2 separate regions of the Homo sapiens genome follow, and region 2 is linked to region 1. Evidence: read pairs that join two places in POLR2A ChIA-PET (ENCODE). Cell type or tissue: B cell. All regions are shown on one strand. Each heading gives the region's core, and the rest is flanking DNA. Links, peaks and the distances in the headings are about the cores only.

The links. Peaks named below come from ENCODE experiments on the same cell type or tissue, not always from the same donor. Only the 100,000 strongest peaks of a DNase experiment are listed, where the experiment ranks them.
Region 2: POLR2A ChIA-PET joins it to region 1 with 11 read pairs; 15 of 35 experiments call an interaction of 5 or more read pairs at or near these places.

The regions. Positions count from the first base shown.
Region 1 is chr6:31,386,888-31,399,030 of GRCh38, reverse strand. It overlaps MICA-AS1 (MICA antisense RNA 1), which reads left to right. Exons shown (of 2, transcript NR_148222.1): 2 at 3,814-4,742. It overlaps LOC124901300 (a long non-coding RNA gene), which reads right to left. Exons shown (of 3, transcript XR_007059542.1): 2 at 11,683-11,768; 3 at 11,173-11,257. Among named protein-coding and RNA genes, the nearest start is that of MICA-AS1, 7.5 kb to the left of the region's middle. In B cell, for the core only: no CTCF peak of the experiment used is centred there; no DNase peak of the experiment used is centred there.
Region 2 is chr6:31,525,322-31,537,464 of GRCh38, reverse strand. MCCD1 (mitochondrial coiled-coil domain 1) reads right to left here and starts at 8,503. Exons shown (of 2, transcript NM_001011700.3): 1 at 8,280-8,503; 2 at 7,233-7,718. The coding sequence starts at 8,450. The coding sequence ends at 7,530. It overlaps DDX39B (DExD-box helicase 39B), which reads left to right. Exons shown (of 11, transcript NM_004640.7): 5 at 782-965; 6 at 1,980-2,098; 7 at 4,554-4,685; 8 at 6,060-6,169; 9 at 6,268-6,412; 10 at 6,539-6,686; 11 at 7,015-7,239. The coding sequence ends at 7,031. ATP6V1G2-DDX39B (ATP6V1G2-DDX39B readthrough (NMD candidate)) reads left to right here. Exons shown (of 13, transcript NR_037853.1): 7 at 782-965; 8 at 1,980-2,098; 9 at 4,554-4,685; 10 at 6,060-6,169; 11 at 6,268-6,412; 12 at 6,539-6,686; 13 at 7,015-7,246. It overlaps SNORD117 (small nucleolar RNA, C/D box 117), which reads left to right and starts at 1,016; the gene lies at 1,016-1,091. It also overlaps the pseudogene RPL15P4. In B cell, for the core only: no CTCF peak of the experiment used is centred there; no DNase peak of the experiment used is centred there.

The DNA of each region.
Region 1 (12,143 bases), core at 2,456-10,455:
TTTTGTTTTGTTTTGTTTCACATAAGCAAAGTACAAGTCTCAAAGAGGATAATATTTTTAAATCATCTTATTGGGACATACTTTGCATGCAATAAACTGCATCTATTTAAAATGTTCAACTTGTTGAATTTTAGCTGTTGTACACACCCACATCTCCACTACCACAGTGAAGATAAAGAAGATTTTAATCGTCTCCCAAAGAACAGCTACACGATAAAATTCTATGTTGTCATTAAAAAGAGTAAGAGCAATTTTAAGTATTGCTATGAAAAGATGTGCCCAGCATACTTTTAACCTTTTTTAAAAGGTTAAGGAGGCTGGGCACAGTGGCTCATACCTGTAATCCCAGAACTTTGGGAGGCTATGGCAGGCAGATAACCTGAGGTCAGAAGTTCAAGATCAGCCTGGCCAACATGGTGAAACCCTGTCTCTACTGAAAATGCAAAAATTAGCCGGGCGTGGTGGTGGGTGCCTGTAGTTCCAGCTGTTTGGGAGGCTGAGGCAGGAGAATCGCTTGAATCTGGGAGGTAGAGGTTAGAGTGAGCCGAGATCATGCCACTGCATTCCAGCCTGGGCGAAAATGCCACTAATATCACTTACATAATATTAATATATATTTGAAGTAGGGGAAAACCTGGAAGATTCCTCACCAAAGTTTTGACAGTGACTCCAGAGACTGGGATAACTTTGTGACTTTCATTTCCTCTTAAATGTTGTGCCAGGGTCTGACCGGCAGACCCAGGCTGCACGATGGATGAATAATGTACTCAGACACCGATATTCAGTGAAAGAGTGCACCAGAGGGCCAGGCCACTCACAGAAAGGGTTGTGGCAGCTGCGTGCCCTGACTATCTGGCCCTGTGGGCCTTTATTCAGCACAGATTTAATGACAAAGGCTTTGAGTCAACACACCTGTGGGTAATTAATCTGGTCGCAGTCCCCCGGAGAGAGCAGTCCTACAAATGATCAAAGGTAAACATGCTCTTTAGATAAACTCTCTTACATGTCTTTGTACTTACTCGAAGCTATTAACTCAAGGTAAGGGGATTAGGCTGCTTTCAGCTATAACCCTATCCTGAGGCTTTTGCAAAACTTTCCACCTTCCAAGAAGGTTTGTGTCTATTTCCTATAACTTTATCTTTATAATTATTCCCACCACCTGACCAATCCCCTACAATGTTGGAATTTTATCTTTTAGTGTAAACTTGGATTTGGGTGGATTGCAGTGGTTCATGACTATAATCCCAGCTCTTTGGGAATCGAAGGCAGGAAGATTGCTTAAGCCCAGGAGTTCCAGGCTGCAGTGAGCTATGATTGTGCCATTGCACTCCAGCCTGAGTGACAGGAGGAGACCCTGTCCCCAAAACAGAAAAATAAATAAAATTTTAAAATAATAAAAATTATAAACTTGGATTTATGTGGAGGTTAAGGAAGAGAATATTTCAGTTTGAAAATATGAAGCTAAGCCCCACAACGAAATAGTTACAGAGTTTTAAAAAAGAAAATGTTCATTAAAACCCACCACCAGAAACTCTCTTTCAAGAGGATCCTTCATATTTTCATGGCATTGAATCTTTCTTAAAGTGCATTTGAAAGAGATGTTTTCAGTGGAATAGAGAGATGTGTAACAATATTTACAAAAGCGGTTGGCTGTAATAAAAAGGAAAACGCAAATGAGTGGGGACACAGGGGACCCTGTTCCATTTATTCTCAAAGCACGTTTGAAAACTGCGTTGCCATAGCGTCCTTGGGTAGAGGCAAAGTCGAGGCAGATCTTGTTCCTGGAGTATTGATTTGATTTTGGAAACGGTCCAAGGCTTTCAGAAATCAGGCTGACTTTCAGATCTAAAGTCTCAAGAATATTCGTTCTAGCAGTGAGCCTGTGAGAATCTAGCCCATCTGGGCGATGCACGCTCTGCTTCCACCTAGTGGCAGTGATTGGAAGGACAGGGCACAGTGTTACTGCATGGGTGGGGCTGAAGCCAAGGTGAAACCGCCTTTGCAAAATTATAACTAAGGAAATGATGACAGTGAAAGACATCAAACCTAACTGACCCCATCTTGCTTCCAACCGCTAAACTGCCCTTCTTCATTTCTAGGCGTAGGCTGAACTAGCCTTGGGAAGGAATTTAGTTTATAGTTTAAAGGGAAACTGTTCTTGTAAAACGAAGAAAGGCCACCGGCCATTAAGTTAGGATGAGAGGGGCTGGAATTCTGAATATTACCAGCCATTATTCCAGAGGTCATAAGATTTGCAACTTCTCCAGTTACTCTTGAAGGTAACATCACTATTGTGAACCTCAGAGTGGCCTTTTGAGATGTCTTTTCAGGTTTTTGTATTTTTAACAGCTGGAGGGCCCCATCTGGACCTGCCAACCAGTCCTGTGGCCCCCACGTTCAGGAACTGACTCAGCCTAAGAGAATGGCCTCCACTCACTATGATTTCATACCGGAGCCAACCAGTCAGCACTCCCGATTCACTGGCCCCCCTATCCACCAAATTATCCTTAAAAACTGATGAGAGTTTTTGGGGAGACTGATTTGAGTAATAAAACTCTGGTCTCCCGCACAGCTGGCTCTGCATGAATTACTCTTTCTCTGTTGCAATTCTCCTGTCTTGATAAATCGGCTTCGTCTAGGTAGCCGGCAAGATGAACCCACTTGGTGGTTACAAAGGGAGTCCAGGCCAGTGTGCATTACTGTAGTGGGGTCCAGGTAGCGGAGGAAAGGCGAGGACACTCAGGGAATAAATGGCAGAGGAAGAAGGAGCACAAGGGAGGACCCAAACCCTCCAGACCTCTCCTTCCTTCTCTCCCTGTTAGGGTTGGAGGGAACCAGCGTGGTCCCAGGAGGGGTGGCTGGTGGGGTGCAGAAAACGCCCTGGTTGCAAAGGGGCCTCACGTGCCCGACACAAGGGTCCTGGCTGTTAGCTGCTACTCATGAGTTCAAACTAGGAGGAGGCTCACATGTGTCCTTTGCAAAGTAGACTCCTTATCTCCCACTCCGGCTGGTTTCCCAAATCCATCCTGATAAAGCAGAAAAACCAAGAGCCAAATTCTGCGGGTGACCTTTCTGACAGCTGGAAGGTCCTCCCCATCCCCATTCCTTGCGTGCTCTCCTCTTGTCCTGCCCCCTCTGCTTTGTCTCCACTTCCTCATCCTTTTCCCTCTCTGGACCCTGCTCCTGAGTATCTCCCACCTTCTTCAGACAACTTCTCCTCATGAAGTACAGAGTCCCCCACCTCCAGGAAAAAGAGACAAAGACCACGAGAAGGACCTGAGAAACGCCTGTGACCCCGCCCCTGAGTCCAGCCTCTCCCTCAGCGCTGGCTCTGGCTGTGTGTGTGTGTATGTATTTTTGTTTTGTTTGTTTGTTTTTGAGACAGGGTCTCACTCTGACAGTCTGCAGTGTCCTGATCACAGCTTACTGCAGGCTCCAACTCCTGGACTCAGGCAATCCTCCCACCTCAGCTTCTCGAGTAGCTGGGACTACAGACTGGAGCCACCACACCCAGTGTGTGTGTGTGTGTGTGTGTGTGTGTGTTTGTGTATATATATACCCTTTTTTTTTTTTTTTTTTTTTGTAGAGACTGGGTCTTGCTTTGTTACCCATGCTGGTCTTGAACTTCTGGCTTCAAACAATTCTCATGCCTCAGCCTCCCAAAGTGCTGAGATTACAGGCATAAACCACAATGCCTGGCCCCTGTGTGTGTACATACAAAGTCAAAGTGCTAAACCTGGCGCCTAGGAAACATCCCCACCTAGGCATTGCTTGCAACAGTCGGTATTTTGTGCACCTGTGCTTTTATTTCAGGAGCTGGGACAGTTATATTCATCAGAACAGCACGGTGTCAAGGCCCTCACCCCCAGAAAGCTTAGGAGACACTGTTTTATGGAGGAGAGTGAGATTGGAGGAAGCCCTGACTCCAGGTCTCCTGATCCTTCCTACACAAAGCGAAGCTGAAAAAAAGTGCAGGACACTCCATTTCCTCCTGGGACCAGACAGGGAAGCCAGAGCCACCATGGATGTCAAATTCCGGCAAGGAAACACCAGTATAGCAAAATCTCCACATCACATTTTAAAGCTCACACAATGGCTCAAAGAGAACCCACATCAAAAAACCGAATTCCTAGCTCAGGTGAGATCACCAAAGTTGCCTGTGAGGCTTCGTGGAACCTGCAGGTAGAAAGGACATCTTTATTTCGAGCTGCAGCCCAGTTGCTTCTGCGTCTTGGAGCCCCTTGAAAGGACCCTCTCCCTTCAACAGTACATAGGGAGGCCATTTCTGGGGAGAAATGTAGACTGTCCTTAGACTCCTGAGGTTTTTACACTTGCTTGCTGACTCTGTGGACTTTGACTTCATCATTAAACATCTTATAATGATGTAATTTGCTTTGACTGTAAGTGTAGAACAGGACGCTGTTCCTGAATCAGGAAACAAGGGACTGGTGACCTGAACTGCCACCACCCTCCCTGGTGCTCAGATGCAATGAAATCGTGAGGCAACAAATCTATGGCTAGGTAAAGGGTCAACTCCATTTCAGCAAATGTTTCAGATGTTCCTTCCTGCCTAGTAATGTTCCAGCTTTACCCCAGCCTTAATCTTTTAAAATGTATATTTTCCTTAGCGTTGATTTTAAAGTAATTCGTATGTATTTATTACACTGGGTTTGTTGCAGTAAGCCACCTCGAATGTTGCTGTAGAATTAAAGTAAGCAAATAAATGTGTGGTTCTCCAAGGAGTTATTGCTAACACCATCTTAAAAATGTATTAACCCCAAATCCAATCACTTCTCACTCCTCTACTGCCTCCTCCCCAGGGCCATCCTCTCCAAGATAGTAAACCAGAAGGCCTTCCAGCTGGGCTGCCTGCTGACTCTCACACCCGCTGTCCATCACCCACACAATAGTCAGAGTGAGCATTTCAAATGGGAATTAGAGCTCATCCTCGCCTCCGCGTCCCACAGACATGCCAGCCTCTTCCCTTCTTAGCACAGTGAAACCCCAGTCTCTCACTATGTTTTACAGCCCCTCATCCCTCATCACAGGATCCTTCTGGCCACTCTGGCCTCATCCCACCCCTCTCGGCCCAGCTCATTCATCTCCACTAACACTGCTCAATCCTGTCTCAGGCACCTCCCACTGGAACTCCCCAAGTGCACCTGCTCCCCAGGGATCCAAAGGGATCCAAAGGCCCCTCACACCATTCAGGTCTCTGCTCAGACGTCCAGTGTTCAAATTCCCAGGAACATCTTGATCAACAGACTATATCTCCTACCATCCTCACCACCATCAACCTTCTAGCTCAAGCATATTTTCTCCATAACAATTATCACCGGTATTAGAATTGTTTTCATTTGTTTCATTGGTTGTCATGTTCTTCGAGGCAGGGACCTTGTCTAGTCACCACTTGGATTTCCAGCATCTAGAAATCCAAGGACAGAGAAGGGGCTCAATAAATATGGGTTGAGTAAATGGGTGAATATAATTGGTACACTGCTTTTTTTTTTTTTTTTTTTTTTTTTTGAGACAGAGTCTCTCTCTGTCACCCAGGCTGGAGTGCAGTGGCATGATCTCGGCTCACTGCAAGCTCTGCCTCCTGGGTTCACACCATTCTCCTGCCTCAGCCTCCAGAGTAGCTGGGATTACAGGCGTCCGCCACCACGCTTGGCTAATTTTTTGTATTTTTAGTAGAGATGGGGTTTCACTGTGTTAGCCAGAATGGTCTGGATCTCCTGACCTCGTGATCTGCCCGCCTGGGCCTCCCAAAGTGCTGGGATTACAGGCGTGAGCCTCTGCGCCCAGCCGGTACACTGCTTTTGAGAAGTAATTTGATAATATGTATGAGAAGGCTTAAAAATATTCATGCGGCCGGGCATGATGGCTCACGCCTGTAATCCCAGCACTTTGGGAGGCCGAGGCGGGTGGATCATGAGGTCAGGAGTTCGAGACCAGCATGGCCAATATGGTGAAACTCTGTCTCTACTAAAAATACAAAAAGTAGCCAGGTGTGGTGACGTGTGCCTGTAATCCCAGCTACTTAGGAGGTTGAGGAAGGAGAATCTCTTGAACCCAGGAGGTGGAGGTTGCAGTGAGCTGAGATCTCGCCACTGCACTCCATCCTGTGTGACAAAGCGAGATTCCGTCTCAAAAAAAAAAAAAAATTTCATGCCTTTTGACCCAGTAACTTTTATTGAGAAATCTGTGATTTTAAAACAAAATCCAATATATAGAAAGATCTTTAGGTATAAGGATATTAATTACAATAATGAAAAAAACATGCAAAAGAAGAGTGGCTAGGTCCTCTGTTTGGAAACAGCCTACAGCTGGTGAAAGCTGTGTGTAAGAAGATTTTGTAATATGATAGAAAGTTGTGTATTGATAATAAAGTTTTGAAAAGCAAGATTCAAAATAACTCATAAGCATGACGACACTAAGTCATCCTGCACAGTCACCCGCATGCACAAAAACCAGGAGTGGAAACTCAGGGGCAGCTGCAAAGCACAGCTCCAGGCCCCTTCCCTCTGAAGTCTGAGGCTCTGCCAGGCAACGTTTCATCCCGATCCTCCCAGTGGAGACACTGGCAGTTTCCATCCTTCTGCTTCTTTATACCTTTTTATATTTTCTGTACTTGAGATTTTACTTCCTAAGAAGATAAAATACCTATTAGAAAGTTTTAAAAATTTGAAATAAAATTTTAAAGAAGTCCAAACGTCTGGCCAGGCGCATTGGCTCATGCCTGTAATCCCTGCACTTTGGGAGGCCGAGGCGGGCAGATCACGAGGTGAGGAGTTCGAGACCAGCCTGGCCAACATAGCGAAACCCTGTCTCTACTAAAAATACAAAAAATTAGCTGGATGTGGTGGTGGGTGTCTGTAATTCCAGCTACTCAGGAGACTGAGGCAGGAGAATCGCTGGAACTCGAGACGCAGAGCTTGCAGTGAGCCAAAATCGTGCCACTACACTCCAGCCTGGGTGATAAGAGCAAAACTCTGTCTCAAAAAAAAAAAAAAAAAAGTCCAAATGTCCATTCCCAACTCAGCTTCAAGGAAAGTCTCCTCTAGACTCCACAGGGTAGAAATTCCTGTTGATGGCACCTTCAGAAGGTAAGAAAGGAACTCGTCCTCCACCATGCCTGACCCGTCTTTGGGTTTTAGGCATTGGCCGACTGATAAAGGCAATACTGAGAGTGTGATCAATGTGTAGACGACCGATTGTCATATAATATGAATCTCACCACACCTGAGAGAGTGGGATAGATTCTCTCATTTTCATAGTTTGGGCATCTGAGTCCCTGAGAGCCTGAATGCCTGACATGGATTCTCCAAGAATGTTGGCCTTCAGACTCTAAAGGGCCCCGGGTCTCCTGTGAAGCCCCCTGTGCATGCACCACACCCGCAGAGGCTCCACAACGGCGGGAAGGGCACCCAGGGTCAGAGCCCAGGCGAGTTCACACTCGGGGACCATCCACATCCAGGGCGTGCAGGGGAGGGGCCGAGGTGAGAGCCCAACCCCTGCCTAGGCTGTGGTGACTGGTGGCTGCACGGGGGTCCCAGCGCTCCTGGAGCTATCATTCTTTATCTCCTGAAGACCCCGGACCCGCACATACCAAAATTCTGCATTTCTGGTGGCGCGGTCTTCTCTTTTGAGATGTAAACACTACTTCTCGAATCTTAAAGCCAGCCATTGCCACTCCTAAGGGATAAGCCTCTAACTCCACTGAAATTAGCCTCAGAATTTCAGCTGAGCATTTGGAGCCACAGGCAGGAAGTCTGTGGGATTTGCACCTGGCTGATCTGGAAGGTGGTCCTGAAAGGTAGTGTGTGACTAGGGGGGCTTTGAGGGGCATGGATGTCCCTGATGAAAGGAGAACAAGACAGATGGGAAGGTTCCAAAAGTGAACTTTAGGGGGCCCTGTGCCCATCACTAGGATTTGGAAAATCTTTTCCCAGCCACTTTTGGCCTGTGGGTTTTCATTCTGCTTTCCTGTCTGCCAAGCCATTCCAGGCAATCCCTTCATTTGGTAAACATTTATCAAATACCTACTGTGTGCAGGGCATTGTTTTAAGAGGAGCTGGGACTGAGATAAGAGGAAATAAACCCTCCTTGCCCTCAAGGCGTGCCCAGTCTTGCTCAGGCAGAGATCAGTAAGGAAATCATAACACAAATTGAGAGAGGAAAAAGGAAGAAACTGGTCAGGCGGGCAGTTATGGTGGGTCCTCAGTTGAATTATTTCAAACAAAAGAACGGCCTGCAGGCACAAAGAAGGGAACTTGCACAGGGGGGCTTGCCTAAGACATGCCCACAGCTGCACAAATAAGAAAGGCTGCACAGGAGACTTGCCCAGACATGCCCGCAATGGAAAATTCTGTCCCCCGATACGTGGGCAGTCAGGGAAACAAAGCAATATGGAGTAACTTAAGCTAAGGGCCTGCATGGGCACTAGGAGGATGGGGTGGAGCTACCGGAAATTCGTGCCTTATGCAAATGAGACACCCAGCCCTCATCAGTTTCTTATAAAAGGCTTTGCATTCAGCTGTAAAAATGGCAACCATCTTCCAAGCCCCCTCTCCGTGGGGGAGAGCTTTCTTCTTTTGCTTATTAAACTTTTGCTCCAACCTCACCCTTTGTATCCATGCTCCTTAATTCTCTTGGTGGTGAGACAAAGAACTCCAGGTAACACCTCACAAGGAGAGACTGAGAGGCTGCTACGTTGTGGTGCATTGGCAAGACTAACAAACTGGCTAGTGGGACATGCACACTTGCTTGGTAGACATATATGTAGATCTTCAGCTCTGACTAATGAAGGAATACCAAAAATCTCATAAAAGAAAATAATATTATTTGAGCTTTGTTTTGTGGTCTAAGTGGGAGCCCCACAGGCACCCAGGGTAGGAGAGCTTTGCTCAGAATCCAGGAAGTGAACATCTTTCCCTGGGCCAGGCCAAGAATGAGACTAAGCTGATTGAGGAGCCTGGTGCCTCCTGGCAAGAAAGGGTGTCTGACACCTGACTATCCAGAAGTCACAGCTACTCAATATTGAGACTTGAAACAGAGAGAGAGACAGAGAGAGAGAGAGAGACAGAGAGAGAGAGAGAGACAGAGAGAGAGAGAGAGACAGAGAGAGAGAGAGAGAGAGAGAGAGAGATCTGATTTGAAAAGCAGAATTCTGCTGGGGGCTTGTTAAATGCAGAGTTTCTGATACAGTAGGTCCAGGCCAGGCCCTGAAGATTGCATATCTAAGTTCCCAGGTGATGCCAATGCTGCTTCCCCCAGGACCACACTTTGAGAACCACCACCCTAAGGCAATCTGTGTTGGTTTCTAATATCAGAAGAGGGCTGGGAGTGGGCTGGGAGGCAGAGGTGTAGGATCAGTGCGACCACACCTGACCCACCCTGGACAGCTCCCCACCCCATTCTTGCAGCATTTTATTTCCTGGGAGTCCTGGGAATGGAAGACACCCAGGAAGGGACCAAATGTGGGGTCACAGGGTGATCCAGAGGCTCGGCTTCATACAGCACCTGGGGCTCCCGCCACTCCACAACTGGCCCCCACACCCTCAGTCTTCCCACCCCTCACGACACTGACCTCCAGACCTTCCTCGACTAATCTCAGCAGGTTGGGCCTGGGATGTGACACTAGGAGCTCTGAGTGTACCTTCTGATCCAAAGATAGGGTGACCGCGTATGACAAGTACTCAGATGGGCCATTAATAGGACCTTGAACATTTGGCAAATGGCTTCAGTCACGTGTGCTTGAGAATTCCAGTGTTTTCTAGATATGGCATCCATGAGCCCACACAAACACTGGAGGGCGTCGTGAGCATACTGAAACCCATAACTGCTGCACTGGATCCCCTAGAATCCCTTTCCCACTTAGACCAAGATTTGAACAAAATTTCCTTCACCAAACAAACTGCATTTAATTAATCATGCTGTTATTTTACCTTGTAATGGAAAAAAGACAGATGTAAAGAAAGATCATGCAATTAAAAAGAAAACAACGTACTGAATTAAAATGGCGGTAAACCTCCTTGTTAAAGGAATAACATAATATTTAGAAAATTTTTAAATTTTATTTCGATAAAGGTTAAAAAATTCCATTAGTTTTTAAAAAGTTTTTCATTTTGAATTTTTTGGGGGTTTGTTTGGTCTCCTTAGGAATTATCTTTTATTTCTTGATATAGTTCAAAATTCAAAATTCAAAATGTTCAAAAGGTAAAATGTCTCTCTCTTACCCTGTCTCATCCCCAACAGGCAACCAAGGATATTAACTTCTTGCTTATTCTTCCAAATATATTTTATGCATATGCAAGCAAATATAAATGTGTACATATATATCCTTTGTCCCTTTTCACACAAATTTTAGCAGACTCTATATGTTATTCTACACCTTGCTTTATTTCTTCATGAGGGAATATCAAGAGTTTTCTATGTCTTTCTTCTTTTGTGTTAAATGTTTGTAGACTCTGCCGTGTAGCTATGCAGTGCTTGTTTGGGTTTTCTTAAGAAGGGAGGCCTCCTTATGTTACCCAGAGTGGAGTAGAGTGTATTCACAGGTGAATGCTACTGTGCCCAGCTTGCAATGCTTTTTTAACCAGTCCCCTAGTGACAGACATTTGGATTATTTTTTCTTTTATCTGTCATTTTCTTTCTTCTTTTCTTTTTGCTTTTACAAACAGGGTTGCAACATATAATTCTGAATACAGTCATTTTTCAGGAATGCAGGTGTGTTTTGGACACATTTCTAGAAGTGGGACTACTGGGTGTATGCATTTTTAATTTGGACAGAAATAGCCATACTGCCTTTCCTGAAAACATTTCCAGTTTGCAGGCCCATCTGCAGTATATCAGAGTACCTGTTTTGGTACCATTATTTTTTTGATTATAGAAATATGTAGAGATATATATTTGGGAGCCATCTGTGTCTAGATGATATTTAAAATCCTGAGAGTGGAGGACACCGGAGTGATTAGGAAGGTAGTAACACCCCAGAGTGCTCCAGCATCTACAGCAAAAGGAGCCAATGAAGGGGGACTGAGGAGGAGCAGCCAGTTGGGGAGGAAGAGAACTTGACCTGTAAAATGTCAAAGAAGATTTTAAAGCGGGGAGCTGATACAACCTCTTCAGAGAACAATTTGACATCCTATAACACCACATGGTAAAAGCACAGTAATCCCATTCCTACATCCATATCTTGGGGAACTCACACAGGGGACCAGAGAGAGATGACCCAGGATGTTCATTGTGGCAGTGTCTGTAACAGAAACAAGCTAAAGGTCACGGACAGAAGAGATAAATTGTGGGATATTCCTCCCATGAATACTATCCAGAACTGAAAACAAAGTAACTGTTTCTATGGGTGTGGGTTCACCTCATAAACCATATTAAATGATAAAGCAAGCCACAGAATGATACATTCAACAAAAAACAATTTATACGAAGTCTAAAATCATGTAAAACAAAGGGATTTTAAAAACTTTGTAACAATATAAAGGCATTCACCAAATTCAAGACATCCGCCACTCCCCACTGGCAGTCCTTGCTTTACTCAGTACAGTATCGACTGAAACACATACATAACAGAACTGTGGAAAATCAGGGCTATCTGCATATATTTCTATTATTTTCTATGTATACTACATATAGCCAATAATATTAAAATGTTACAAATTGACAAACCTGAGTGGTGGCTTCACAAAGATTTCTTTTAATTCTCTATTCTTCCAGCTAGAACTACTTCAGCTAGATCAAGTGGTGGCAGTGATCTGCAAAAGTCAGAGGTCACAGTTACCATGACAACCCCAACAGAGCAGGCAAGGTTGTGCTTGACCTGCAGGGAGTGTGGGGAAGGTTAACAGAGGGCAGTGTCCCAGGTTCAGAACAGAAGGACAGCCAGCAAGGGCGCTGCTTGATATCTATGAAAAGAAAGCAAGAATTGAGGAGCAGGAGGCTGAGGGTGTTTGATCCAAGACAAAGTCATAATCTGTTCTCAATGCCTAGACCTCACCTAACTTTCAGATTCAGATCCCAATGACAGAGGAGGGGAGTCCATATCCCTAGGAGGAAGAACCCTGGAACACCCTGGGAGTATATGCTGGGTCAATTCCCTGAACTCTTCTGCAAAGGAACCTACAGCCATT
Region 2 (12,143 bases), core at 2,670-10,669, 140 kb before region 1:
ATTTCTTGCTGTCCTTTATTTATTTATTTTTTATTTTTTGAGATGGAGTCTCGCTCTGTCATCCAGGCTGGAGTACAGTGGCTCAATCTCGCCTCACTGCAATCTCCACCTCCCGGGTTCAAGCGATTCTCCTGCCTCAGCCTCCCGGCTAAATTTTGTATTTTTTGTTTTTTAGTAGTAAATTTGTAAATTTTGTATTTTAGTAGAGATGGGGTTTCACCGTGTTGGCCAGGCTGGTCTTGAACTCCTGGCTTCAAGTGATCCACTTTCCTTGACCTCCCAAACTGCTGGGATTACAGGCGTGAGCCACTGGGCCTGGCTTTATTTTATTTTTATTTATTTTATTTCTTTTTGAGATGGAGTATCACTCTTGTTGCCCAGGCTGGAGTACAACGGTGGGATCTTGGCTCACCACAACCTCTGCCTCCCAGGTTCTCGTGCCTCAGCCTCCTGAGTAGCTGGAATTATAGGCGTGTGCCACCACACCTGGCTCCTTTATTTTTTAAATGAAGCCTGGCCTCATAAATGAAGGAAGTTGGTTAGATTAAGTCAGTAGAACTGAATTATTGTCCTGACTGCTCCGACTAGCCATGTAACTTTAGGCAATCACCCTCAGTGTTTGGTGGGGGGGACATAAAATTTTTAAATTAGGTGCCCTCTAAAGTTAGTTTTAGTTTGGAAACATGCTAAAAATTGGTTTAGCTCAAACAGAGTGGGAACCCTGGGGGGATTGGACTCTTTCCTTCCTCTGTTTTGAGACTCTTTGCTTCTGGCTCGGCAGGTTGCTGTTTTTTTTGGTGGTCTGTCTATCAAGAAGGATGAAGAGGTGCTGAAGAAGAACTGCCCGCATATCGTCGTGGGGACTCCAGGCCGTATCCTAGCCCTGGCTCGAAATAAGAGCCTCAACCTCAAACACATTAAACACTTTATTTTGGATGAATGTGATAAGATGCTTGAACAGCTCGGTGAGTGGCAGTGCTGGGGCTTGGCTAATGCTGGGGAGTTGTTCTTTGGAGCCAAATGATGTTTATTTGAAACAGGAGCACCTCAGTGCAAGGACGACTCTTATCTATCACCCATGACTGATGGCTCTGGGTTCCCTGGTTGGTCTTTATTATGCTTTTAAGCACAGTAAAGGGTGTCATCTATCATCTTTCTATGATTTTTGTTTTTAACCTTTGAGAATAGGGGACTTTGATAATTTTAGGCATAAGTCATCACCACCACCACCGTTTTCATTATAGATTCATATACTGGGAGTCATAGCGGAGATTCTAAACTGAAAGAGAAGACAGTACCCTTCTGGCATCTCCAGCACAGCATTTACAGTCAGAATTTATAGCTGAATAAGTGTCTAGACTCAGGTCTGGGATTAATGTAGAGAGTGTTTGTAGCAGTTTGTGTGATGTGGTATTCTAGTGTGCCAGGTGGGGTTAATGGAAGATTTTTCTGTAAGAATTGAATCTTGGTGAATGAGAGTGGGGTTGGACATAGGCCCCATAAGTCATTACAAATGATCTTTGGCAATTCTATATGGTGAGCTATAAAGGTGGGCTCCAGGTAGGGATGTCATATTTGCCTGACTTGATAGAAAAGTAATCCAGAGAGTCATAGATGGACTCTGATATCTGGAATATAATATGTGCTTGATATTTGTAGTCTGCTGAAGGCTGGCTGGGGCTTGGGCAGGAAAGGGTTGGGAGAAGGTCCCATAAAGCATGTTTTGAAGGCCTTGAGAGCCTCTGCACTGGGCTTTATCCCCATTTCATAGTTGGGAACTTTGGGGTTTTACCTTATTTCTTGCTTGGTTAAAACAAACAGCTGGAATCTGATCCCACTTCTTGATTCCAAGTCCATTGCTCTTTCCATTGTGTTGTTACTATTTCCAGCAATCTTCACCTCACTGGGAAGTCTACCTCTAATCTTTGTTTATCATACCTGCTTATTTTCTCCTACAATTTTTTTCCTTGTTCTTGTAGACATGCGTCGGGATGTCCAGGAAATTTTTCGCATGACCCCCCACGAGAAGCAGGTCATGATGTTCAGTGCTACCTTGAGCAAAGAGATCCGTCCAGTCTGCCGCAAGTTCATGCAAGATGTAAATACCCTTCTACCTTCTCTCCCTCCACTCCCCGCCCGCTGCCTCCTCCCCTTCCTCGCCCTCTTCCTCAGACTCCCTTGTCATTCAAGTGCCAAGAAGGCGGCTTGTGCCCAACTGGGAGTAATGACTCCTTGAAGAGACATACAGAAGCAGAGACAGCTAGTGTTAGGGCCTGCGCGGGTGCCAGGGAAACTCCGGAAGACTTGGTCGGGTTAATGTGAGAGCGGGTAGTGTTCGACTTTTTCATAAATCACAACATTTTTGAACCTCTTCTCCCTTTGGGGGAGGGCAGGATTTTTCTGCCCTACCACCCACCCATCCATCGTCTCTTACATGCACCCTACAGCCACGCACCCTCAAGGTGGCATCGAGCGTACAGCTGGAGCCTTCTGCTCACCAAAACTCCTACTTCCCGGTGGCAGGAGAGCAAGAGAGGGACAGACAGATGGCAGGGCATGTCCAAAAGAAGAGCATCAGCACAAATGAATCCTCCCCTTCCCCACCTCCAGGGGTGGGGGCCTTTGGCACCTCAATCCCCGATACCCTACTCCTTCCCACCCACATCTCCTTGCACCCATCTGGAACCTCGGTTGATGTGAGCCGGCAACAGAGAAGCACCGTGGCGCGGCGAGGGAATGCAGACGGCACCCAGCGGTGGATGGCGGCAGCGGAGGCCGCGGGGAAACCTGACCAGGAAGCTGAGGACCAAACCAGCCTCTTTTTCCGTTCCCGGTTTTTTTCCTGAACCCAACGCGTGCCGTGCCCCGTTTCCCCCAATATGTGTTGGGGAGGGGTGTCCTGAATGGGGTGGTAGATTTTTTTTCTTAAAAAAATTTTTTTGTTTTTTTTAATACTCAGAGGAGAGGGACATAGGAAAGGTAAAGTGGATGTAATCGGGTGGTTGTTAGGGTTTGGGGCTAGGTGGGGCCAATTGCATAAGCAGTGGAGTGTGTTCTTCCCCTCCCTGCAGTGTTCCTTCCCGTGGGATGATCACTCTTTAGCTGTATTTGGGGCTAGAATGAGATTTGAAGGAGGCCATGGAACTTCTCTTTAGAAAGCCTGCCTTGGCTGGGCCTGGTGGCTCACCTCTAATCCCAGCACTTTGGGAGGCCAAGGTGGGAGGATTGCTTGAGCCCAGGAATTTGAGACTAGCTGGGGCAGTGTAGTGAGACTTTGTCTCTACCAGAAAAACCGGGCGTGGTGGCGCATGCCTGTAGTCCCAGCTACTTGGGAAGCTGAGGCAGGAGGGTTTGCTTGAGCCCGGGACGTGGAGGTGGCAGTAAGCTGTAATTGTGCCACTGTACTCCAGCCTGGGTGATAGAGAGAGACCCTGTATCAAAACAAAACAAAAAACAAAACCTGCCTTCTGGGATTGGGCTTCTGGTTTTTTTCCCATGACACACGCATCCTTTCCTATTTTGTCCTCTGGGTCTTCATATTAACTATCTTCCCCCAGGATAGTATAAAAAGTGTTAGGAAAGTTGGGCTTTGGAGTTGTGGTAATTTCTGTCTTTGTTACTTTCCTCCCCTTCAGGGGGTTTTTTAATTTTAAAGATGAATGCAGTGAGGTATAATGGTGTGTGCCTGTAGTCCCAGCTATTCAGGAGACTGAAGCAGGAGGATCACTTGAGCCCAGGAATTTGAGGCTATAGTGTGCTATGATTGTGCCAGTGAATAGCCACTGCACTCCAGCCTGGGCAACATGGTGAGATCCTGTCCCTTAAAAGTGTATCTGCTGCTCTGAATTTGGTATTTTAACACCACTTACTGATACCTTTCCTGTAAACCTGTAGATGGTTTAATTCTTAGTCAAGAGACCAGTCTCATCTAAAACTATCCTGTTGTGGTCTGACGGCAAGTAACTCATCTTGAGTAATTTTTGTTTCTCCTTAAGTGGCATTTTGACTGTCCATTGCAGCATTCTGATCTTAAAAGACATCCACTTTGCTAATGCACACGAGATTCTCTTAGTTGAAGTAGGAGAATCAAATGGAGCAGTTGTCCTCCCCCCACCCCATGTTCTTAGAAGCACCTCTGATGGAGTTATTCTGACCTTGAGTCACTGCCTCCCATCATTTCCCAGATGTTTGGTCCTTGCTCTCCCTTTGAGAATCATCTCCCATTTTCTTTCCTCTCCCACCTCTATTTGAGGTAATGGCATCTGTGCCATTGGGTGGTTTCACTGCTCCTTGACTTCATTTGCAGTTTCTTTCCCATGATAGTTTTTAGTTGGGCAGTCTTAAAACTCATCTGATAGGAAGGAAATTAGATGTAATGTGAGAGAGACCACAGTAAAATGTGGGTATTTTTGGGAGTGGGGTGGGGTTTTCAATCTTCTCTTTCCTCCCCATCCCCCCATGGGGTGTATTGGAGATCAACTTCCTCCACCCCCCCAGGTTTAACCCCCCCACTCTGCCCTCCTCCCGTTCCCCACCCCCTTCCTCCCCCCCAGCCAATGGAGATCTTCGTGGATGATGAGACGAAGTTGACGCTGCATGGGTTGCAGCAGTACTACGTGAAACTGAAGGACAACGAGAAGAACCGGAAGCTCTTTGACCTTCTGGATGTCCTTGAGTTCAACCAGGTCAGTTAGACGTCCAGTAGGGGGATGAGCATTGGAGCACTCCAGCTGTAGCAGAAACCTGGATATTAAGTACACTTTTATTGAGGAAATCACATGTGTGATGTGGGAGAGAATAATGAGGGTATAAATATCTTAGGGGCTGAGCATGAGTAAGGTGGGAGCTGCTTTTCTATTCTATGGCTGGCACGGGTATGTCCTCAATAACCTCAAGGAAAATAAACTTCAAAAATTAAGATCCTTGGCCAGGCACGGTGGCTTATGTGTGTAATCCCAGCACTTGGGGAGGCTGAGGGAGGTGGATCACTTGAGTCCAGGAGTTTGAGACCAGTCGGGGCAACATGGCGAAACTTCATCACTACCAAAGAAGAAAAAAATTAGCCAGGTGTGGTGGTGTATGCCTGTAGTCCCAGATACTCTGGTGGCTGAGGTGAGAGGATAGCTTGAGCCCAGGAAATTGAGGCTGCAGTGAACTATGATTGCACTACTGTGCTCCAGCTTGGGCAACAGAGTGAGATCTTGTCTCCAAAAGTCCTTGAAGGATTTTAGGAAGTTGTTAAAAGTCTTGAAACGATGTTTGGGGGCATGTTAGGGTTCTTGAATGTTTAATTCCTCTAATAACTGCTTATTCAAGAGAAGCATTTCTGACTGGGTGCAGGGCAGTGGCTCATGCCCATAATCCCAGTACTTTGGGAGGCTGAGGCAGGAGCATTGCTTGAGCCCAGGACTTCAAGACCAGCCTGGGTAACATAGGGAGACGCCCGTCTCTACAAATAGTAAAAATAAAAAATAAAAAAAGTAGCTGGGCGTGGTGGTGTGCACCTGTGGTCCCAGCTGCTTGGGATGCTGAGGTGGAAGGATCTCTTAAACCCAGGAGGGTGGAGGCTGCAGTGACTTGCGATTGCACCACTGCACTCCAGTCTGGGGGACAGAGTGAGACCCCATCTCAAAAAAGTGTTTAATTAATATACTTGTGAGTGGTCTATTTGCATTTAAAACTGCTTTCTAGAATTAGGATAGCTCCCTTAGGTTTAATGTTTTGGTGAGCAGGAATATCAGTTACCCCTCCAGATCTTAATTCTAGTTTTTTATCACTTTTTCATGAGGTGATCTCATCCTCATCTCCTAGCATGTCTGGCAATTTTGATTTCTGAACTCTGTGCTACCTCAGAGGCCAGCTTCCTTAGGGAAAAATCAGTGCTGAAGTAAAGTTATATTTCCTTTTCTGCTCTAAATATATAGTGGGGGAATAAGAGAAATGAAGAGGAATTCCTGAGAACGTAATTACTAGAAACTCCCCTCTCCCACGTAATGTCTCTCACACACCATGGACCCCTATTCCCCCAATTTGCGACCCCCCACCCCACCCCACAACAGGTGGTGATCTTTGTGAAGTCTGTGCAGCGGTGCATTGCCTTGGCCCAGCTACTAGTGGAGCAGAACTTCCCAGCCATTGCCATCCACCGTGGGATGCCCCAGGAGGAGAGGTGAGCTGAAGATGGGAAAGATATTTTGTGTCCTTGGGAGAAAAAGACAGTTGAGAGAAGGGAATCTCAACATGTTTTAAATTTCCTTTCTCACAAAGGCTTTCTCGGTATCAGCAGTTTAAAGATTTTCAACGACGAATTCTTGTGGCTACCAACCTATTTGGCCGAGGCATGGACATCGAGCGGGTGAACATTGCTTTTAATTATGACATGCCTGAGGATTCTGACACCTACCTGCATCGGGTAAACCTCACAGGCTGAAAAAATCCCACTCTCCCATTCCCTTGTTTTCTGTTTGTACATCTTCATTCCTGCCTCTGGGTCTCTTTCCTCTTCGGTCTTCCAGTGCTACCCTCTGTCTCCCTCCAGGTGGCCAGAGCAGGCCGGTTTGGCACCAAGGGCTTGGCTATCACATTTGTGTCCGATGAGAATGATGCCAAGATCCTCAATGATGTGCAGGATCGCTTTGAGGTCAATATTAGTGAGCTGCCTGATGAGATAGACATCTCCTCCTACAGTGAGTACTGATCTCATGAAACCCTTTAGGTCCTCCCTGTTCCTTAGTGTGTTTGTCCGAAATCCCATCACATAGGTCATGGGCATCTGATGCATAATGGACACTTGACTGGTTCATGCCCCCTGGTCTTTGATGCTGTGTTGGGATGTTTTTCTGACCTTTATGTGGGGTGTCTTGTCTTCTCTCATCATATTACATCCCTTCCCTCACCCCCACGTCCGTCCTCTGAACCCAGGCAGTACACCAGTGTCTGCATGTGTGCCGTGTGTTCCTGCCTCACTTTCCCCTTTTCATGCCTTATTCTGACCATGCTACGTTTTCTTCTCAGTTGAACAGACACGGTAGAAGACTCGCCCATTTTGGAATGTGACCGTCTGTCCTTCAGGAGAGGACACCAGGGTGGGGGTGAAGGAGACACTACTGCCCCCACCCCTGACAGCCCCCACCCCATGGCTTCCATCTTTTGCATCACCACCACTCCTGAACCCCCATTTCTGATTTGTCAGAATTTTTTTTTAACAAAACTAAAAATGAAACACATGTGTCTGTGGTATCTATAAGTGCTTCGTCCCTTTATTGTATTTGGGGTGAGGTTATTTTAGGGCATGGTCCAGGGTGAATTCCTATAAGGCCTGGGTGCCCTGCCTGCTGTGAGATCAAAGGGGAATGGGACTAAGACTGCAGAGCCCTGGCTCCCCCACTGCCTGCCAATTGCCTGCGCTTTGTGGTCTCTTCCACTTTCTCTGGCCTGGGAAGACGCTGGGGTGTTTATGATCCCAAGGCTCCTGGTGGGTGGTGCGTGTATTTTCAGCGCCGGAGGGTGCTGTGGGCACTGGGGGAAACTTAGGCGCCTCCTCCAAGGCTCTCTTGGTGCCTCCTCATCTGTTCCTTCAGCTTCTGGATCTTGAGCACCAGGGCTTGGGCCTCCCAGGCTCCCTCCTGCCCTTCAAGGAGGGCCTGGTACAGCTCCAGCTGCTGCTCCAACAACTCTTCAGCTCGGGCCAGCTCAGCTGTGCGGTGGGTCCCAGGGCCCTGGTCAGGGAATTAAGGGAGGGAGCATCAGCCAGGGCAGGGGGCTGAGGCCCTGGGAAGCTTTGTTGCAGGCTGTGGCTGGAAGTGAGAAATTCCACCTTCCCTATTCGTTTTTGAACCGGTCGTTTAAGGACACCTGTACTGAGAAGGCCAGGTAGCTTCCTGTCTTGGGCATAGGCCTCTGGGTGGTAGTAGGGGGAGCAAATAGAGTTCCCTGGCCCAGGGGCTGTAACTGGCTTCCTTGAACAAGGATATGGGGTCACTGGAAAGAGGATCAGCTGCTCCTCCCCGCTAAGAAATAATTAACTGTTAGGTGAGGGGGAATAGATCCTGTTCAAGGACTTTGTGGACTGTGCTGTTGTGGGTGGGGGTGGGGTGAGGGAAGGGAACCCTGAGGTCTGGGCTGGGGGAGGTGGGGAGAGGAGTTGGTAGCTGAACTAAGAAAAGAGCTGCAGGGGTAGGCATGGTGTGGGGTGGTGCAGGGTGGGATTGAGGGTTTTTTTTTCCCACACCCCAGTGTAAATTCTCACACCCTCTGTTCCTACCTGTGGTGCCACTTACCCTGGGAGGGGACGTCATCTTCCCATTTCCTCTGGAGCTGGTCTGCTCTTCCATGCTTGCTTTGGGGTTTTGGGAGCAGCACCCATGGGAGCCCTGGGGTGCCAAGGACCAGGAGGGCAGAAGGAGGCGAAGGAAATGGTACCGAGAGAGCCAGGGCAGAGGGAGGACCATGGCGGGTGACCTGGCAGGGAGCTGTGTGAGCTGTCCAACGGCCACCAGGAACTGGTTCGCTCCAGGACTTGGCCTCACTTGAGTGCCTGGCCCTGCCCAGGCCCCAGCCCCCAGCCCTGCCCCTGCCCCTGCCCCACTCTGCCCCACGTCTCTCCCAGCCTGGCCCCAGACAGAGTCCAGGAACAACTCCTGTTCCTGATGTGAAAAATGTCCCTGCCAGTTTAGGCAGAACTTGCTTTAGAGCACTGGTGCCCAGCCTACCACAGGTCTGTGATTTTTTTTTTTTGATCTAGTGTTTATTAGGTATGAATTTTACAAACATTAGCGGTAGCTGTGGAGCTGGAGAGTATTGCACCTTCTCCAAGCTGCATGGCGAGAACCACCAATAGTGTGGTAGAACTTACAGCCCTTTCCAAGGCCGTGGCTCTCTTGGCCTGCAGATAGCCTACGCATCTCCCTATGCTTGTTGTGGACCACTGGGTGTCAGGTTTCCTTCTGATAGTGTTATGGAATGGATCAACTAGGATAGCCTCAAAAACTTTGTATGTGGAATCTTTAACCAGCCCAGTGAGAATTCAGGACTCAGAGCCCCACAGTGGCATCCAGCTTGCTCTTCTGTAACAGACTGAAGGCTTTAAGCAAACTAGCTGGTTAACACCATGATAGACAGGCTTGCTGTTAAGTTGCCTTCTTAGGAACTAGATTTTCAGCCACCGTGGCGCTTATATGTAACATAACCTTGCTTGGCTGTAGCCCAGTAGCGTGCTTTATTGGGCTGGGTGGGGCGGGGATCCCTGTGGAGAGCAGAGAGCTGGTGGTACTGCCAGCAGCGGACCCTCAGAAGAAAGCTCATGACATCAGACTGCTTCTTCCATAGCTTCTGGATGTACTTGTATGCACCATCTTGGTTTACCCAGTGGCTGCTGCCAGACAGAAAGGAAAGGCTACCACAGGTCTTGTGTCTTTTTTTTTTTTTTTTTTTTTTTGAGACGGAGTCTCGCTCTGTTGCCCAGGCTGGAGTGCAGTGGCGCAATCTGGGCTCACTGCAAGCTCTGCCTCCCGGGTTCACGCCATTCTCCTGCCTCACCCTCCCGAGGAGCTGGGACTACAGGTGCTCGCCACTACGCCCGGCTAATTTTTTGTATTTTTAGTGGAGACGGGGTTTCACCGTGTTAGCCAGGGTGGTCTCGATCTCCTGACCTCATGATCCGCCCGTCTTGGCCTCCCAAAGTGCTGGGATTACAGGCGTGAGCCACCGCACCCGGCATTTCTTAACACTGTCTTTTCTCACTTCACTCTGCAAGGTAGGAATTACCTCACTGGTTTGCACCTGAGGAAACTGGCTCAGATGGTTTCATTCAGCATTCACTGGGGAAGTGTCTGTTGGGGGCAGCTCTAGGCTGGATGTGCTCGAAGGTCCATAGCTGGTTGTTGGTAGGGCCTGGAGGGTTCATGTCTAGGTCCACCTGACTTGAAAGCTCATCCTGACCTTGCTTAAGTGCTGATTCCCCTTTGCAGATGTACCTTTTATTGTGCTTCCCTTTATTGCTCTTTGCAGATGCTGTTTTTTATTTAGAGATTGGAGGCTTGTGGCAACCCTGTGTCAAGCACATCAAACAGGTCTATTGGTGCTATTTTCCCAACAGCAGGCAGACATCATGTCTCCATGTCACGCTGTGGAATTCTCAAAATGTTTCAAGCGTTTTCATTATTATACTTGTTACAGTGACCTGTAATCAGTTACTGAAGTTAACTATTGTGATTGTTTTGGGACACCATGAGCGATGCTCATATAAGACAGCAAACTTAATGGAAAAATGTGTGTGTTGTGACTGCTTCACCAACTGGCCATTCTCCCGACTCTGCTTTCCAGGCCTCCCTATTCCCTGAGGCACAACAATATTGAAAGGAATAATCCATGCGGCAAATGGCAAACATCATTGTCTTATTTTAAGAAGTTGTCAAAGCAGCCTTCAGCAGCCATGCCCCTGATCCATGGAGGCAAGACCCTCCCCCAGCAAAAAGATCAGGATTAGCTGAAGCCTCATATGATGGTTAGCATTTGTTTAGCAATTAAGTATTTTAAAATTAAAGTATATGGCCAGATACAGTGGCTCACGCCTGTAATCCCAGCACTTTGGGAGGCCGAGGTGGGTGGATCACTTGAGGTCAGGAGTTCAAGATTAGCCTGGCCAACATGGTGAAACCTCATCTCTACTAAAAATACAAAAATTAGCTGGGCATGGTGATGGGCACCTGTAGTCCCAGCTACTTGGGAGGCTGAGCAGGAGAATGGCTTGAACTCAGGAGGCGGAGGTTGCAGTGAGCCAAAATCGTGGCACTGCACTCCAGCCTGGGTGACAGAGCGAGACTCCATTAAGTATATACACAGTTTTTTGTACACAATGCTACTGTACACTTAACAGACTACAATATAGTACAAACATAACTTTTATGCACAATAGGAAACTAAAAAGTTTGTGTGACTCACTTTGTTGCTATGGTCTGGAAACAAATCTTCAGTATCTCCGAGGTATGCCTGTCATTTCCCTTTCCCTCTTCTTGCTGGCCCAGAATGACCTTGTTTCTTGCCCCTGTCTAGCCCTGCATGCTGTAGGGGTTTGCCTTCTCTGGTAGGTCTGGGCACTTTGTATCCCTTGTAACCTTGGCTCCTGGGATATGACACTGGTACAACTGGCCTCAAGTTCTGTTGGACTAGTGAGCCTCCCCCAACACCTCCTGAAGTAGAACCAAAGGCCTGTGCACACACCGTGCATGTGTGAGTCTGCATAGAGATGTCAGCTTCCTGCAGGGTGTTCTGAAGGGATGTCCTGTTGTGACTGGACTGTGACATAGCCACAGGCCCAGAGGCAGGAGTGGCTCAGAAGGGAGTGGCTGGTCCCAATTTTGATCATCTAGGAACAGGAAGGTCCTTAGAAAACCATGCCCCAGAAGGCAGGATTGCTGGAGAGTGGACAGCTGCTAGCCAGCTCGCTATCTGGATATCACTCTGCATTGGGAGGGAAGATGGCCTCTGCCATGGTGTAAGAGTCCAGGAACCAGGCAGTGAGGACTTCCCAGCGGTCAGTGCTTCTCACACTTGCGGGCCAAAGCACCTTTAGATGAGGCCAAAGACTTTACGTTCCTCATTAGCTGACTTTTTCCCACTTAAGTGGAAAAAGAACCCAGAACCTTTGTAAAAGTTTAAGGGGAGAAGGGCTTTCCCTCTTGTATCTTGGTGATAAGGTTATGCATGACTCATACTTTAATTGCAATGTGTACACAGCTAAAGTCTTAATTATTAGAATATAAGAGCCCCAAACTACTGTTATTATAGATAAGCGAAACTATGCAGTATATGGTTAAACAAACCACAACTAATTAACATTGAAAGTTGGCCGGGCGCAGTGGCTCATGCTTGTAATCCCGGCACTTTGGGAGGCCGAGGCAGGGGGATCGCTTAAGGTCAGGAGTTCAAGACTAGCCTGGCGAACATGATGAAACCCCGTCTCTACTAAAAATACAAAAAATTAGCTAAGCGTGGTGGTAGCCACCTGTAATCCCAGCTACTTGTGAGGCTGAGGCAGGAGAATTGCTTGAACCTGGGAGGCGGAGGTTGCAGTGAGCTGAGATTGTGCCACTGCACTCCAGCCTGGGCGACAGAGCAAGACTCCGTCTCTCAAAAAAAAAAAA